Linked DNA regions of Homo sapiens: region 2 is linked to region 1. A link is a loop called in an ENCODE intact Hi-C map of the cell type or tissue named here. Cell type or tissue: heart right ventricle. All regions are shown on one strand.

Region 1 (8,000 bases):
CAGTTATCTGTTCCTGTTCAGCATACCACCCCCAGAATTAGTGGCGGTGAAATGACAGTTGATTATCTCTCATGGTTCTGTGCATTGACTGGGCTCAGCTGGGCATTTCTTACTGGGCTCTCTTGAGCACTTGACGTCAGATGTTGGCTAGGGCTGCAGCTATGGCCTTGCCTGGATCAGAGATGCAAGATGGCTCACACGCAAAGTTGGAAGTTGACGCTGGCTGGGAGCTCAGCTGCTTGTGACTCGAATACCTACATAAGGCCCCTCCATGTGATTTGGGTTTATTAAAGGCCATACCAAGAACAAATACTCCAAGAGGCAGGAAGAAGCTTCCAAGCCAGTTAAAGATTTGTGCCAAGAAATGGCAAGGTCTCATGTCTGCTATATTCTATTGGTCAAAGCAATTACAGAGCCTAACCAGGTGCCAGTGGGTAAAGAAATAAACTCTAGCCCTGGATGGGGGAGCAGAAAGGTCACATGGCAGAAGAGGAGATGGGATGGGAGATATTGCAGCTGTCTTTGGGGTCTACCATCTGCCACTGCGGAAACTCTCCTAGTTTTCATCTCCTTCCTTCCTACTGGCTGCTCTCCTGCTTTAACCTGTGAGCATGTTCTTATCACTATGTTGTTAAAAGAAAAAGGTACAGAAATCAATGGATGTATCATTTGTGATATGTATACTTTTTTCTACGTATATTATAGTTCAATAAAAAGTTTAAACATGGTAGAAAAAGGGAAGAATTTGTGGCTCACTGCTACCAAATAGGTAGGTCTTCATAGAATTTAGTTTTGATGCTAATTTCAATGGTAGGTATGTCCCCCATCCTAGCATGTTTCTTTCTCGACTACAGAACTAATTAATGTGTACCACACATGTAAAAGAATGTTATAGTAACATGTGCTAATATTAGGACAAACCAAACTACTGCATATGTCTATTTCTATCTATCTGTCTAGAAAGCAAAAACTTTTTTTCCATGTCTTACTTTTTTTAATAGTAACATGATGTAATAAACTGGACTCTTAACTTGGATATTGGAGGGATTAGATAGGTCTAAAAAAAAGTCTTGAGTTCTCAGAAGAGAAAAAGTCCATGTAAATATCACGTATTTGATTTCTATTATCCTTCCAATGAAGTTAGGTTGAATAATACCTCTTAGAAACTAAAATAACAGGTGGGGCGCGGTGGCTCACATCTGTAATCCCAGCACTTTGGGAGGCCAAGGCGGGCAGATCACAAGGTCAGGAGTTTGAGACCAGCCTGGCCAACACAGTGAAACCCCATCTCTACTAAAAATACAAAAATTAATTGGGCATGGTGGTGTACGCCCGTAATCCCAGCTACTTGGGAGGCTGAGGCAGGAGAATCCCTTGAACCCAGAAGGCAGAGGTTGCAGTGAACCAAGATCACCACCCCACTGCACTCCAGCCTGGGTGACAGAGTGAGACTTCATCTGGGGGAAAAAAAAATGGAAACAACAAATGTCCTGCATATATATTTTAGGATAGGATTTCTGCTCTGTCCCAACAACTAAAACACAACATTTTCTAATCCCTGGTTTTATGAAAAATTACAAAATAGGCAGCCTTTGGGATCCTCCATCTTTACTTTCGTATGGTGTCTACTTCCTCTGCACCCCTCTGCCATGTTGCATTCTCTCTTCACGCCTTATCAACATAATGAGTCATTTAGAAAACCGGCCATGAGTCATTACAAAAATTAAATAGCTGAATGCGGTGACATGTTTCTTTGGTCCCAGCTACTCTGAAGGCTGAGAGGATTGCTTGAGCCCAGGAGTATAAGGATCAGTCACAGTGAGATAGTGAGACCTCATCTCAAAAAAAAAGTAATGCCCAATTTTAAATGGTTTATTATATTGCCATTGAGATTACCTATATCTTATATTATGCCAGACCTCAGCCCTATCTACTATCTTAAAATCTAAAATTTAAGAACTTACTTGCAAAGAAATAGGAGATGGTTAACATAATATTAACCAAGAAGCCACAATGTTCATGTATTTTTATGAATTCTTAAGAAAAATCAGGAATGATGTCCATCTTTAAAATTTTTATTAAAGATTATTTCAAGAAAAGGAATAGAATTTAATAAATATACTTTAAAAGATATGTACGTTAAATTTAGGGACATTTGGTATATATAAAAAAAGGCCATAAGTCATTGAGATTATTTCACTTTGACATGTAAATGTATTGCCTATCTCGGGGTATATATATTTAAGTCTTCTCAATAATTATACCTTAGTTTTATTTATTTATTTTTTCCATGTTGAAACAATTTGGACAGCAGGGACCAGGGTCTAAGTCTCCATAGCAAAGACTCACCCTCATGGAAACGCCGGTGTGGCTCTCCAAGTGACTCTGTGCTTCAGTGATTTCCGAAATACCAGTAAATAACAAAAACTTTCAGGAAGTCAGCCCTCTGAGACCCAGAGTTGGGTCTTCTGATTCTCAACATGAAGCTGTTATGACACTGAGTCTGAGAATTAGGACCAAAAATGGGAAGCAGAAGTCTCCAATTAGTAAATTCTCTGGTTACACATTCTTGAGTTTCTTCTTATTTCCATTTTTAAAACCTCAACCTTAAATCCGTGTGGTCTTTAACCCACCGCCCGCCCAGCCTTCTGCGGTCAGGCATGAGTGCACACCTGCCACATCCCAGGCAGCACCAGAGCACGGTGACAGTCGCGCTGGCCTGAGCACAGTCTCCAAACAGTAAAAAGGGATTTACTGCCTCTTGTTCGTTAATATATCTTAGTTGCCTCCAGCCTTGTTATTTTCTCTAGACATTACCGGACTCACTAACGCAGTGGCCCGAAGTAGACAAGAGGCAGTGTACGCTCCCACCCCCACCCCGCAACTTGCAGAGAAGAGCAACTCCCTGCTGTTGCGCCATAAATAATTGAACAGTCTCTTCCAGGCAACACAGTCAAGATGCAGATTTAATTTATTCCCTGGGAGGACTAAAGGTGGCTATGTAGAGCCGGTTCGCAGTCAAGCTGAGCTGGGGACACTGGTACTTTCAAAATGTGTCAAACCATGCCCTGGGGTCCAGTGTCAAATGCCATTGCAAAGAAGGGTTCTTTTCTTTTTAGCTTTGTTCTGTTTCCCTGAGCATTCCTCATTAGGAAAAGAAACTTCATTCCACAACAGAAAGGGAAATGATACTGATGTCACTGGCTGGCATTTTGCACATCTTTAAATTCACTAAAAATCTATGCGCCACATCTAATGTCATGGTTTCTACCTTGTTTATTTTCTTTAGAAGATTTCTTTTTTAAAGCCACCTGTGACTTGACGTCTGGAGTTGTTTTACATAACACAGTCTGAAAAGCACACCTCGTGGAAGCTACAACTTCTTTGCTTGTGTTAGAAACCTAGCGGGAATGGCTCAGGACTGCAATCCCAGCACTTTGGGAGGCTGAGGAGGGCAGATCACGAGGTCTAGAGACCTAGTGGGAAAAAGAATGGAAAAGAGGGAAGGAGGAAGAGGAGGAGGGAAGGAAGGAAGACAAGAAAGAAATCCCAATTCAGGCATTTCGAAAGACTTCTAGGAAGGACTTTTGGGATGGAACCAGGGGACGTAAAAGAACCTGAGACCACCAGCAGCACGAGGACCCAGGAGCGAGGAGAGAAATGGGCTTTCCAGGGACCACTGGGAGCTGAAGGAGAGAGGAAGTAGTGAAAAGAGGCAAACATTGCCAGAAATTTGATAATTCAGCCCAAACGAATACAATGCTGAAACATGCAAACGTATTCTCAGGTCCCTAAGTCTCCTATTATAGGAGCTATAATATTGAGTACATTGATTTTCACATATTATCTTCCGTTGCCTATTTGACAAAAATTTCTATTTTGCATTTCAAAGAAGCTTATATCTTAAAGATATTCTATCCTGTCCTTTAATTACTCATTTTAGAAAATGCTTGATATTTTCCATGTGAAATATTTCCTTTGGAAAGCTCCTGTCCTTCCCTTCCTCTCTCCCTCAACCTTCCCCATGTGGGTATTTGCAAACTATGTAGACTATGGTTGGAATCTTTTTGGCAAGTACTTAATCAGACTCCGGCTTTGTTTTCAAGTCTGGGTTGCTATGATTGTATCCCTAAGGAAGTTGGTTACGTTTTGGAAAGACTGTGTAACGCAGAGGCCAGAGCTGTCTTTTTGACCTGGGAGGTGATTTGAGGAAATGATCTCAACAAATTAACTTCTCACTTGTTTTTAAATGACTTTGAGATACAAAGGAAGAAAAAAAATCAGTCACTGCTGAAGTTCAAAGAAACGATGTTCTACTGAGTGCTTTATGGATTTTTTTAAGTACAATTTTCCAAATAATAGAAAAACATTCCGAATGATGATGTTGCCTGATTCACTGCACACAGCTGTCAGCTGATCCCAAACATTTATGCTTACCATTAAAAGCTTGGAGAAAACCAGATAAGGGTGACTTCTAGTCCATCTAGACAGATAACAATGCAAGGCTGTGCCGACTCTAATGTAAACATGTAAAATAAACCCACAGAAGCAAAACAACAACAACAACAACAAAAAACTGCAAAAATTTTAAAGGCTCTCCCATAGCCTGGTGGCTTTTATGGAAAAATTTTTTTTGCACCCATGGGGTGAGGAAAGAAGAGAATTTTGTCCTTCTGGTGAAACCTCTTGCCATAGACTTGAAACCTGTAAAATCATGTGGTTTATGGAGCAATGTTTTGTGCCTTGAATTCCATATGCAGAGTTTGGGGAAAGGACACATGTGGTGAGAGGTTCTGAGGTCTTGTCTCATGGGACGCTGGTTCCAGGACTTTCTTTCTGGGTGACCTTTCTTGGTGGTTAAAATAAAACATAAACTTTCACCATTCAAGTTTCTCCCTTGCTTGCCTCATGTCAGCTTTCCTCACTCACTCACATTTGGGTAAATGTACACACATCCTTTTATCGGCTTATGTACACACATATATTGTACCAAGCTGGCCAATGCAATATTTATGTTTGTACTTTGAGCTGCCTAAGATTTTGTCATGAAATCTAAGGCTGCTGTAGGGGAGAGAGTGCATAAAACTTTCATGACTAGTATAAAAAATACAAAATGTTATCATTAATATTTAATAAAATTTGCAGCAGTCAATGAGCAAAATCAATGTTTTTTAATTAAGTTATTCATTTGTAATACGAGCCGTACCTTGTTGTGCATTAGGGTGGAATTTAGGATGTTGAACTTAAAATAAATAAATAAACTTAATTTTAGCCCTCGGGGTAACAGTATTAGTGATAAAACTATTAATTGGTTGCCTTTGCTTTGATAAGCAAACAGGGTTTCTTTAGTGACAACATCTTTTATCCCAAAGAGCCTTCTGAGTCTCAAGCTGGATTCTGTCCAAGGTGTTTAGTAAGATGAATTGCAGTTCATATTGTTGATAACAGGCACATCAGTGCCCCAAGCGTATTGTTACCTCCTACCAAGGCTCTCCTATTCAAAATTGGGGCTGCATGAAGGGTGGAAGTTTATACAACTTGAATGGGTTTTTAACCAAGGTTGTAGAGTCATCCTATATTAATTAAATTAGCAATAAATCGAAGATCTGTTCATCTCTCCAACTTCTCTTTGCTCTGGAATTTATTTTTCCAACCCATCGTCCCTATCCAGTTCTCCCTGTCCCTTCTCTGAATCCTCCTTGTCGGTTTCCAGACCTTCACCCCTTTGTCCAGCCTTCTTTCTGGGGGTGTGGAGGAAACAGCTTCCTGTGAGCAAAGCTGATGCGGGCAGGTGGCACATTGCTCTTCCTTACAGCCATTTAAAAATACAGCTTTGATTGGGATGCTGCTAACTTAGTCTCTGTATTTGCCCTATATCTAGTTGATGTAAATAATGTGCTGAAATTATATATTAAAATGATTCTGGCCAGGTACAGCGGCTCATGCCTATAATCCCAGCACTTTGGGAGGCAGAGGCAGCCAGGCTCGCTTGAGCCCAGGAGTTTGACACCAGCCAGGGCAACGTAGCAAGACCCTGCCTCTCCAAAAAAAAATGTTTTTGTAAATTAGCCAGGCATGGTGGCACATGCCTTAATCCTAACTACTTGGGAGGCTGAGGTAGGAGGATTGCTTGAGCCTAGGAGTTCAAGGTTGCAGTGAGCCATGATTGCACCACTGCACTCCAGCCTGAGTGACTTGAGTAGTGACAAAGTGACTCTGTCTCTTAAAAGAAAGAGTAGTGACAAAGAGACTCTGTCTCTTGAAAGAAAGAAAATAAAAAAGAAAGAACGCACTGTATTAATAATGCACTTTACCCAGATTCCATGGAAAATGGTTAAAAAAAAAAAAAAACCTTGATTATACTATACAGGGATGTCCATACCAGCTGATAACTATGAGTTAAAAATTTATAAATAGATCTCTAAGGACTTCTGATACAAGATTTTCAAAGTTGAGAGAAGAAAAGCATTGTTCTCATCAACCCTAATTATTAAACAAATTGTTAGTGTGATTTGTAAATGCAAAAAATGTAAGCACATTTCATAATATATGTTGATGTTGGTTAAATTTACCTAATGGGAAGTCGTGAAATTCCTGAAGGCTCAACTCAAACAAAATCATTTAATAAAAATAATATATATTGGAAAGATGGAGTATGTAGAATCCAGGATTAACTTGGTAACTTCTGAGGAACATGCAGAATGACACAAGCATTTCAATACCTGTTCTAGATTCACTAATAATATGACGTTGAAGGTGTAAAGGAAACAGTACATTCATCAGGGTGACCACAAGAAAAGGATTTAATTTTGATCTGTTTTAAGAATCTCTAGAAATAAATATAAATGTAAACTAGATTTCATTAAAATTGATCAAAGATGATTTCCTTATCCAAATTATCAAGAATAGTTAATATAGACCCTTTGGGGGTTTAGGAAAGTGTAGGAAGAAACTGTCTAGCTTATATTATGCTCAGCTTCTTTTGTTGTTTATTGAAATGTGTCAACTTTATTGTTAATATTTCACTGATGGTTCGTTCTTCATCTCTTCAATGTGGAATTCAATTTAAAATAAAATCCGATATTCCGTCTGAAAATTTCAATTCCCAGCAGAAGTATAATTCAATTAAGTTCCAAATATTTCTTTTAAAAATACAAAATAAAATCATTCTCTCTACATATGCTATTTCTGCTCAGTTCCAAAAGGATAAAAAACTGCATTTGTTTAGTTTTGGTTCATCTATCACTTTGTACATTTTTATGGATTTTTACGTGTAATCACATTTTCAGAGGGGATTTTTATATAGTCTGCTCCATTTCTGCAGAGTTATTACAGAGTTATTATCTTTCAGCCTTAAAATTATAAAAATTGATACACAATCTTTGGTTTCTCTCTCCCTAGGAAAGTGATGCGAAGCCATTCATCATTCACTGTGATGGGCTAAACTCGCTTTGTTTACTGTAGCGTAGGAGGGTTGTTTCTCCTCTTCCCTCTTTCTTACTAACAATGGTGGTGGTGATCATAGTGGCTTTCCTGCCTGTGCTGGGGTGGGAGGATGAGGGATAAGCACCTTACATCTAATCCTAGAAAAGAATCTGCATTTTTTTTTCTCTAAAAGCTTGATAAAGTACAGTATGTTATTTAAAAGGAACTTGCAGACTTCCATCTCCCTCTTCTGTTGAGGTTACTCTCCATACATCTCTTCCCTCTGCCTCTCTCTACCAATTTGCTGTTTGCAAGATGACTGCTCTATCAGACATAAAATGCTGCCTTTTCGCTTAACTATGCAACAACTGCTCTCTGTACTTCTAGGGCAGCCTTAATGGTGCATTTATATTCCATTCAAACTTGAACACAGCAAGAGAAAACCTACCTACAGGGATTGTAAGTACTGATGGCATTTGCCACCATCTGAAAGCCTTGCATATGGCGTTATGTGTACCTGAGCCATCCCAAAGTGTTGTCATTAAAACACAATTGTGCTTCACAGGTGTCAGCTG
Region 2 (8,000 bases), 47 kb before region 1:
TGGACAGAGAGGTACAGAGTGTTGTGAGGGTGACACACAGATCTCTCACTCAGTTAGGGAAATCAAGAAAGGAGTTCCTGAGGAATCGTTACTCACACTGAGATCAGAACACCATATGGGAGTCAACCAGCGAGGACAGGAATGAGGGTTAAGCCACATTCAAGGCCGCATTGAAGATTTTGTTCTCTCATTGTAAGAGCAATGGAAACCATTTACACCTTCAAACAGAGCACCACTAAGAGATTTGCATTTCTACAAGTTCATTCTGAGAATGGTGGAGAGGATGCATTTGAAGGGAACCAGAGTGAATCTCGGAGAGCATTCTGGGGGTTATTGTAGATATCCCGGCCAGAGATGACAGTAGTTTGGGTTGTGACAAGAGCAATGAGGCTAGAGAAAAGTGGATAGATTCAAATGATTTCAAGGAAGTCAAACATAAGGGATTGGAGTGACATTGGTTGTGGGGCTGAAGGAAAAGAAAGTGTCCAGCAAGCTGCCGAGGTTTCTGGTATGGGTGGGGGTATCATTTATGTAGATTGAATCCTGCCAGGCAACCAGGTTTGGGGTTGACTTTGGACATCTAGCGTCCAAGGTACCTCTAATATGCCAAAGAGAGAGCTTCCAGGTGACTGTCTGGCTCTGGAATTCCAAGGGAATGGCTGGAGAAATCTTTCTAGACCTCACTTGTGTAGAGTTGGCCACTGAAGGCACACGTGGATGCTGGGTGCATGTGTGTGGGCAGGCACGGAGCCGAGCCATTGGTTCTTGGCATGGAAAGGCGAGAGTACCAGGGACAGAGGTTTGAAGTCACCAGTGGGTCATTGCCTCTCCCTGCCATGTGTATTTAATTATCATTAAGTTATTTCATGTTCTCCTTGGAAGCCCCCTCCAGGGTTAAAGTCCTTCTTGTCTTCCTGCTTCCGCCTGACTTGAGGCCTCCATCATTCTACTGAAATGTCCTGAAAGCCTCTAACAGGGCTTCCTGACTCTCTCTTCCAGCTCCAGGGCTTACCACAGTTGCTGCAGGGGTTTCCTTGGTTTTTTGTTTTTTTAAGGATCATGTCTTGCTCTGTTGCCCGGGCTGGAGTGGCGCGATCATAGCTCACTGCAGCCTCAAGCTCCTGGACTCAAGCAATCCTCTTGCCTCAGCCTCCTGAATAGGTGGGAGTATGTGGTGATGCACGATGCCCAGCTAATTTTTTAAATTTTTTGTAGAAATGAGGTCTTGCTTTTTGGCCCAGGCTGGTCTCGAATTCCTGGGCTCAAGCAATCCTCCTGCCTCGGCCTCCCAAAGTGCTGGGAGCCACCATGCCCTGCTGGGGATTACTTTATTAAAAGACAAGGATGATTTTATTTCTCCCCTGCTGAGAAGCCTTGGGGCATCGGTGGCCAACAGGAAGTGGATGTTTTGAGCTGGCACACAGACTACACACAATGCAGCCACTCCTTCCCTTTCTATTCTCTCACAACCACCTGTTGATGTGGCCGCCTGGCAGGTACCACGTTGTGCTGTGGTTGCTTGTTCTAGAGCCTGTGTTTCCTCTGCAGCTGCGATGCAATATGCTCTGGACTGGATGTCACCACCTCTGCATCCCCAGAGCCTGGAAGGGGACCGGCCTACAGGGGCCATGCCGCCCTGTGACTTTAGCTGCTGTCTGGCTGTTTGTTTCTGCCTTCCTTTGCTTCTGTACAAATGTATTAATAGACAGGAAGTCATTGCCTCTTGACTATCTCAGAGGCAAATTCTGCAGTAAAGGAAGAGATTTCCTTGCCTCAAGGAGAGGAGTTACATAAACAGTGCTTAGAAGAAATAATAGTAATGCATATGCAGTCATGTGTTTATAAGTTGGCAAAGCTGCTTCACTAGTTGAGGCATGATATTATTTTTACTCAAAATAAAATGCCCTCAAAACCCCTTGGATTGCATTCCACAGATTAATTATATGTGTTCAGCCAGAAGTTCAACCTTCAGTTTGAAGAACCTCTGGGGAAAAGATGTCTTTTTAAGCGATTAACTACCTGTGCTTTTAATATATAGACCTGATTTACTGTTTCACTGTTTTTCTCCTACTGAGGTTCTTTGCTTCCTTTCTTTTCATATGTCAGAAAGAGAGAGAAAGAGGAAGGGGGAGAAGGAGAGAGAGAACATGTTTTTGAACAAGTTTCAAAACCTAGTCATTTGGAGTAAAGAAAATTGGATTATTTACTTATTATAGATTTTATATTTCTTGTCTTGCTTGGAAAGCAGCTGGCTGGCCCTAATAGCTTACCCAGGACTAATGCATTCCAAAGAATCTACTTATAAAGACCATTTCTGTACAGATCTAAAATTTTCATTTGTGAGGCAAGGTTAAATTCATTAGATAAATCCAAAATCGATTTTTTAGAAATAGTTTACTTACTTTATTAAGTGTTTAGATATATGTGGGTTATTGAGAATAAAATATTTTCTTGAAATGGAGCAAAAAAGACCCTTAAAATGGCATATGTAATTTAATTCTTCTGTAGTTTTCTTTTTTAAAAAATCACAATTAGAAAGGACTTTTTAAAGCTTTTTATGTGCATAGAAAGAAACAGAAAAAATATAGGTATGGCCTGTACCTTCTAGTGCTCTAGTTATAAATATAAATTCATAGTGAGTCTGTAGTTGAATATCACATATTAATTAAGTAAAAATTCCGTATCTGAACATTGTCTCACAGCATCTTGGTTGCTGGGTCTGCATTTGCAGGCGTTCCCAGGGTTGTGGGATGAGCTGAGAGTAAAGATCTGGGCACTCGCAGGAATGGAAATTGGGATCTGGCTGTAGGAATGGCTATTCCTTAACACACTGTGTGACCTTTCAAGTTCAAGGATTCCCTCAAACTGGCATACAATGCTTTCTAAACTGTAGGTGACAGAAATAACATAAGGGCTTTTGTTATCTGAGCTGTGTCTGTATGTGTATCTGTGTATGCATGTTTTCTTATGCACAAAAAAAAATAGAATGGCTGAATTATGTTAAATGTAAAAAACATCAACATAATTTTTATTCATTTAAAAATACTAACCTAAATGCGGCAGAGATAATCGTATTAATAAATTTTTATAAGTATGGATCTCACCTGCTATTTAATCATTGCAAGCCAAACAATGTTCTAAACATTTGACATCTATGAGCTTATTTAATTCTTGCAACGACCCTGTAAAGCAAGTATTATTCTTATACCCATTTTATATATGAGAAAAAGCATAAAACTTGTTCAAACACACCATTAATGTTTAAGTATGTATGCTTATTTCAGATCGTGTGTGTGTGTACGTGTGGATAGATGGGTAGATAGCTGAATGGATGAATGGATAGATAGATCTAGCAGATGATAGATAGATAGATAGATACATAGATACATAGATACATAGATAAATAGATGATAGATAAGAGAGAGAGAGAGAGATGTTTGTTTTACAGAAGATAGAATCAAAGCTAGCTGCAACTGAGAGATAAAAGTTCATTTTCCCTTCTAATACCATTTGGAATTTGTTTCTATTATACAACAAATTTTAGCCATTAAAGTTTAAAAATAGAAAGTCTGGTATATTAAAATCTATGCAAGAACTTTACGAAAGCCTTTTGTTTTCTCTTCCAAATAATGAGCTGTGTTGTCTGAGCCAGCCATACCCAAGAATGTTATTAATAGTGTGTGATTTTCAAAATGTATTTATTTATTTGGCCAACAAAAACAGGGTTTCCTAGAATTTTCCATTTGTCTCATCTCACAGTACCTCTCACCTCTCAGTTTTATCCACAAAACCCCCCAAATTCAAATGCATATCTGGAACCTGACATCTTCAACCAAGACTCTGCAGAGAAAAGAATAAAATGAAGTAAAACTTAAGGATGTTTGAGATCCTTGTCAAACCATCCTTCAGTGCTCATCTGAGATTTTCCCCTTTCCCTGCCCCCATGGCTCTTGGATAATAGTTATGCACATTCTCTAACTGGAGCTTTAACCCTATTAATGTTGAACCATACTTTTGGTAAGAATACAAAGTGTAAACCCACTTAAAGTGACTCCTTTCTTAAGCAATGTCAGAAATATTTAGTCTCTGTTGCTGCACAGACTGTGCGTGAATTGCAGCCAGAGGTCAGCTCAGATATGCGCTTGCACATTCAAGCTGCCAAAAAACATAAGAACATATTTAGAACAATGAATTGTTAAGTTGAAGCTTTCAATTCTCATGGAACGTTAACTCTCCAGCACTCATCGACACCTCTTTGAGCCTCTGATTAAGAAGGAAAATCAGGAAAAGAACATGGACCTGGGCCACCTAATGGAAATATTTCATCAGGCAGTGACCTTTGTGTTTGTCATTGTTTGTCCTCTCTGTTTCCCGGGGCATACTGTTTTAATAAGCGTTTGTAATTATAATCTACACAAGCGTCTTAATAGTTTCCAAAGATACTTGGAAACTCATTGGGGCTGTTTCACAATCGGAAATTGATGTTTATTTGGAGATGACTATGGTAGGATCCTGAGCTCCAGCCTCCCTGTCTGATTTGAGTGGGGTTTTGGAGGGAAGGATACCGATTTTTTTTGTTGTTGTTTTTTTGTTTTTTGTTTTTTGTGTTTTGTTTTTGAGACGGAGTCTCGCTCTGTCACCCAGGCTGGAGTGCAGTGGCGCGATCTCGACTCACTGCAAGCTCCGCCTCCCAGGTTCACACCATTCTCCTGCCTCAGCCTCCCAAGTAGCTGGCACTACAGGCGCCCGCCACCAAGCCCAGCTAATTTTTTGTATTTTTTAGTAGAGACGGGGTTTCACTGTGTTAGCCAGGCTGGTCTTGATTTCCTGACCTTGTGATCTGTCCACCTCGGCCTCCCAAAGTGCTGGGATTACAGGCATGAGCCACCGCGCCCAGCTGGATACCGATGTTTTAAGTGTCCAATGGTGATAGCAAGATTCCTGTGTTCCCATAAACTTTCATAATGGTAAAGCTAATATTTGCACATGTGCTTAAATGTGCCTGTCATTTTTGCTTTGTAGGGGTCAGTCTTTACTGGATTTGGTCAGCAGCCATCTAGGTATCCGGAGTGTTGGTGGACTTCTCTGCAAAGTAATATAGCAGCAAAGAGTCCTGAGCCTCCCAGGCTGTGTCCCCACCTGCCTAGAGGACTCTGAGTAAATTCCTTTCTCTCCCAAGGCCTCAGTTTCCTTATCTGCAAAATGATAAAATTAGACCAGATTATCTCTCAGGTCTGAAGCTGTGATTAAAAGATGCTTGTGAAGCCATGTCCAAAGATCATCTTCATGAGTGGGTTACTCAGACATAGATCTTTTAAGAATAACAATAATATTATCTATATCCAATGAGCGTATACTCTCTGCCAGGAGCTGTACTAAGACTTCAAATCTCTGATATTAATCCTTACAGCAGGACTAGGAATAGAGTCAGATAAAGGGGCTGTAGAGCCAAACAAATGCCAGAGTAATCAAACCATAAGAGGGTTGATTTCTAATATATTATTCCTATTTTCACTAAATAAATATATGCCAATATTTAACTAATAGTGATTGGATGGGGCAAAAAAAAAACAATCCTTAGTTTTTCCTGGATGCCCATTTCTCTTGGTATGGCTCTCCTTTGAATATTATTCACATTCAGCTGATGAGGAAATCAAGGATCATGGAGGCTGTGTAACCTGCTTAGTTATTCATCTAGCTGTGGTCAAGATGGACTTCAAATTCACGTATACCACTGTCCATGACTCATGGTCTCAGACACAATGGTTTATGACTAAGGTTCTGGGATTTATCAAATAAAAATACAGGACATCCAGTTAAATTTGAATTTCAGATAAGCAATAAATAATTACTGAGTGTGAGTATGTCTCAAATATTGCATGGGCTATGCTTATGCTAAAAAAAATCACTTGTCATTTGTCTGAAACTCAAATGTAATTGGGAATCCTGTATTTTTGTCTGACAATCCTGTCTATGACAGAACCCAGTGATGGAAGCTGCATCTCTGTGCTTTACTAAATACTGTGAGTGGACAGAAGGTTCTATCTCTGAGAAGTTCGAGATCCAGATGATGAAATGGAAACAATAGATACAGTGAAAATGGAAATACCCATGAGAGCACCTGAGTTGCCTTCAAAGATAAAGAATGCTTTGTTCTAGGGGCTCTGTTTTGTATTTTTGTCTCTCAGGTCCAGAATTTGCATTGCTGTTTGTGCAAAGTAATCAAGAGAAGCAGAATTATAGAATTTCCATGTAGGGAGTGGCTAGCCTTTAGAATCCAGAGATGTGGATGTCTTAATGTACAAATGAGGCCGTGAACTGTGCACAGAGTCATAACTGGTTGGGAATAAAATGCAGTGTTGTGACTTCCTTCCCTGGGATCTTTCAGGGAATGAGGTGTGAAGGAATGCTCTAGATAGGATAGAATTAATCAAGTAGGACTAAGTAATTCTGCGCCCTCCTGGAAATTTTATTGAGATCAAAGAGGGTTGTTTGTTTGTTTGTTTGTTTGTTTGTTTTGCAGGAGTTAGAAGGAAATTCTGATATTTTGACCCAGATCCCTGGGGTACTGAAGGACTTATTCTCCTGCATTTTACAAATATTTGCATATCCCCATGAGCACATGATAGCCTCCACCCCAGAGTATGCAGAAGGTAAACATCTCAATAATGGGGTACTCAGGGATTTTTGTCCGTCCTCTCTCATTTTATTAACTCTGTTAAGAATTATTTCACTGCTAACACTCTCACTTCTTCATCACGTCTCCTTCTGAGGATAAGTAGGGAAAATAGGAAAAATATAAAATGCAAATCATTTATCTTTGCAACCTGAGAAGAGACTAGTTTGGAAAAGCATCAGTGAAGAAAAAAGAGTTTAAAGACATAGCGAAACAGGATTCATCCACTGATTTTCAGTAATTGATCATATACTTCACCCTAGCTACCAAGGATGACCTAAAGTAGACTGATTATGTTAGTCCCTCCTCTAGCCATGGAAAGTATTCATATTCCCTAACGTGTCACAGGGGAGCTGATTTATGCTTGTGATTCAGGTATCCAGGATAGTTACTCCTTACAACACTTCTTAAAAGTACTTGTGTGTCGTATCTGTCATTGACTTGATTTTTCTCTATGCAAAGAATATTGTTAGGCAAAAATATGTATGTAGGAGAGAGAAAGCATGTGTGTTCCATTACAAAAATAAAATAAAGCAAAGAATGCAAATCTTGAGTGGAGAAGTGTAAGTTATAAATCTCATTTTTCACTAGAGAGTAGAATAAAACACCTTTAAAAATAAAACTAATTTGAATTAGGGAATCAATCAAAACCATAAATGAATGCAAATCAAAACTGCAAGATACCACATCATACCCGTCAGGAAGGCTAGTCTTAAAAAAAAAAAAAAAAAAAAAAAAGCAGAAAATAACAAGTTTTGGTACAGTGTTGGTGGGAATGTAAAACAGTGCAGTTGCTACAGAAAACAGTATGATGGTTTCTCAAAAAACCGCGAACAGAATTACCAGGTGATCCAGCAATTCTACTTCTGGGTATGTACCCAAAGGAATTAAAAGCTGGTTCTCAAAGAGGTGTTTGTATACCTATGTTCACAGCAGCATTATTCATGACAGCATTATTCATTCAGAGGCAACCCAAGTAGCCATCAACAGGTGAATAGATAAACAAAATGTGGTATATGCATATAATGGAATATTATTCAGCCTCAAAAAAGAGGGGAATTCTGACCCATGCTACAACACGGATGGACCTTATGAGCATTACGGTGAGTGAAAGAAGCCAGTCAATAAAAAGGCAAACACTGTATGATTCCACTTATATGAGGTGCCCAGGATAGTCAGATTCATAAAGACAGAAAGTCGAGTGGTGGCGGTCAGGCACTGTGTGTGGGGAGAATGGGGAGCTGTTTAATGGGGACAGAATTTCAGTTTGGGATGAAAAGAGTTCTGAAGATTAGTTACAAAGCAGTGTGAGTATACTTAATGA

The links. Hi-C counts contacts between places; a loop is a spot of excess contacts. Peaks named below come from ENCODE experiments on the same cell type or tissue, not always from the same donor. Only the 100,000 strongest peaks of a DNase experiment are listed, where the experiment ranks them.
Region 2: a loop joins it to region 1, with 2.9 times the contacts of the local background. A loop is called at or near these places in 15 of 110 quality-filtered maps.

The regions. Positions count from the first base shown.
Region 1 is chr10:10,868,105-10,876,104 of GRCh38, forward strand. It overlaps a transcript of CELF2 not described here. Among named protein-coding and RNA genes, the nearest start is that of LINC00710, 80 kb to the right of the region's middle. RefSeq lists a silencer at 2,619-2,668. In heart right ventricle, no CTCF peak of the experiment used is centred here; no DNase peak of the experiment used is centred here; H3K27ac peaks cover 3,377 bases.
Region 2 is chr10:10,820,611-10,828,610 of GRCh38, forward strand. It overlaps a transcript of CELF2 not described here. Among named protein-coding and RNA genes, the nearest start is that of LINC00710, 130 kb to the right of the region's middle. RefSeq lists an enhancer at 1-484. In heart right ventricle, a CTCF peak has its summit at 4,108; a DNase peak (open chromatin) is centred at 4,144; H3K4me3 peaks cover 516 bases; H3K27ac peaks cover 4,619 bases.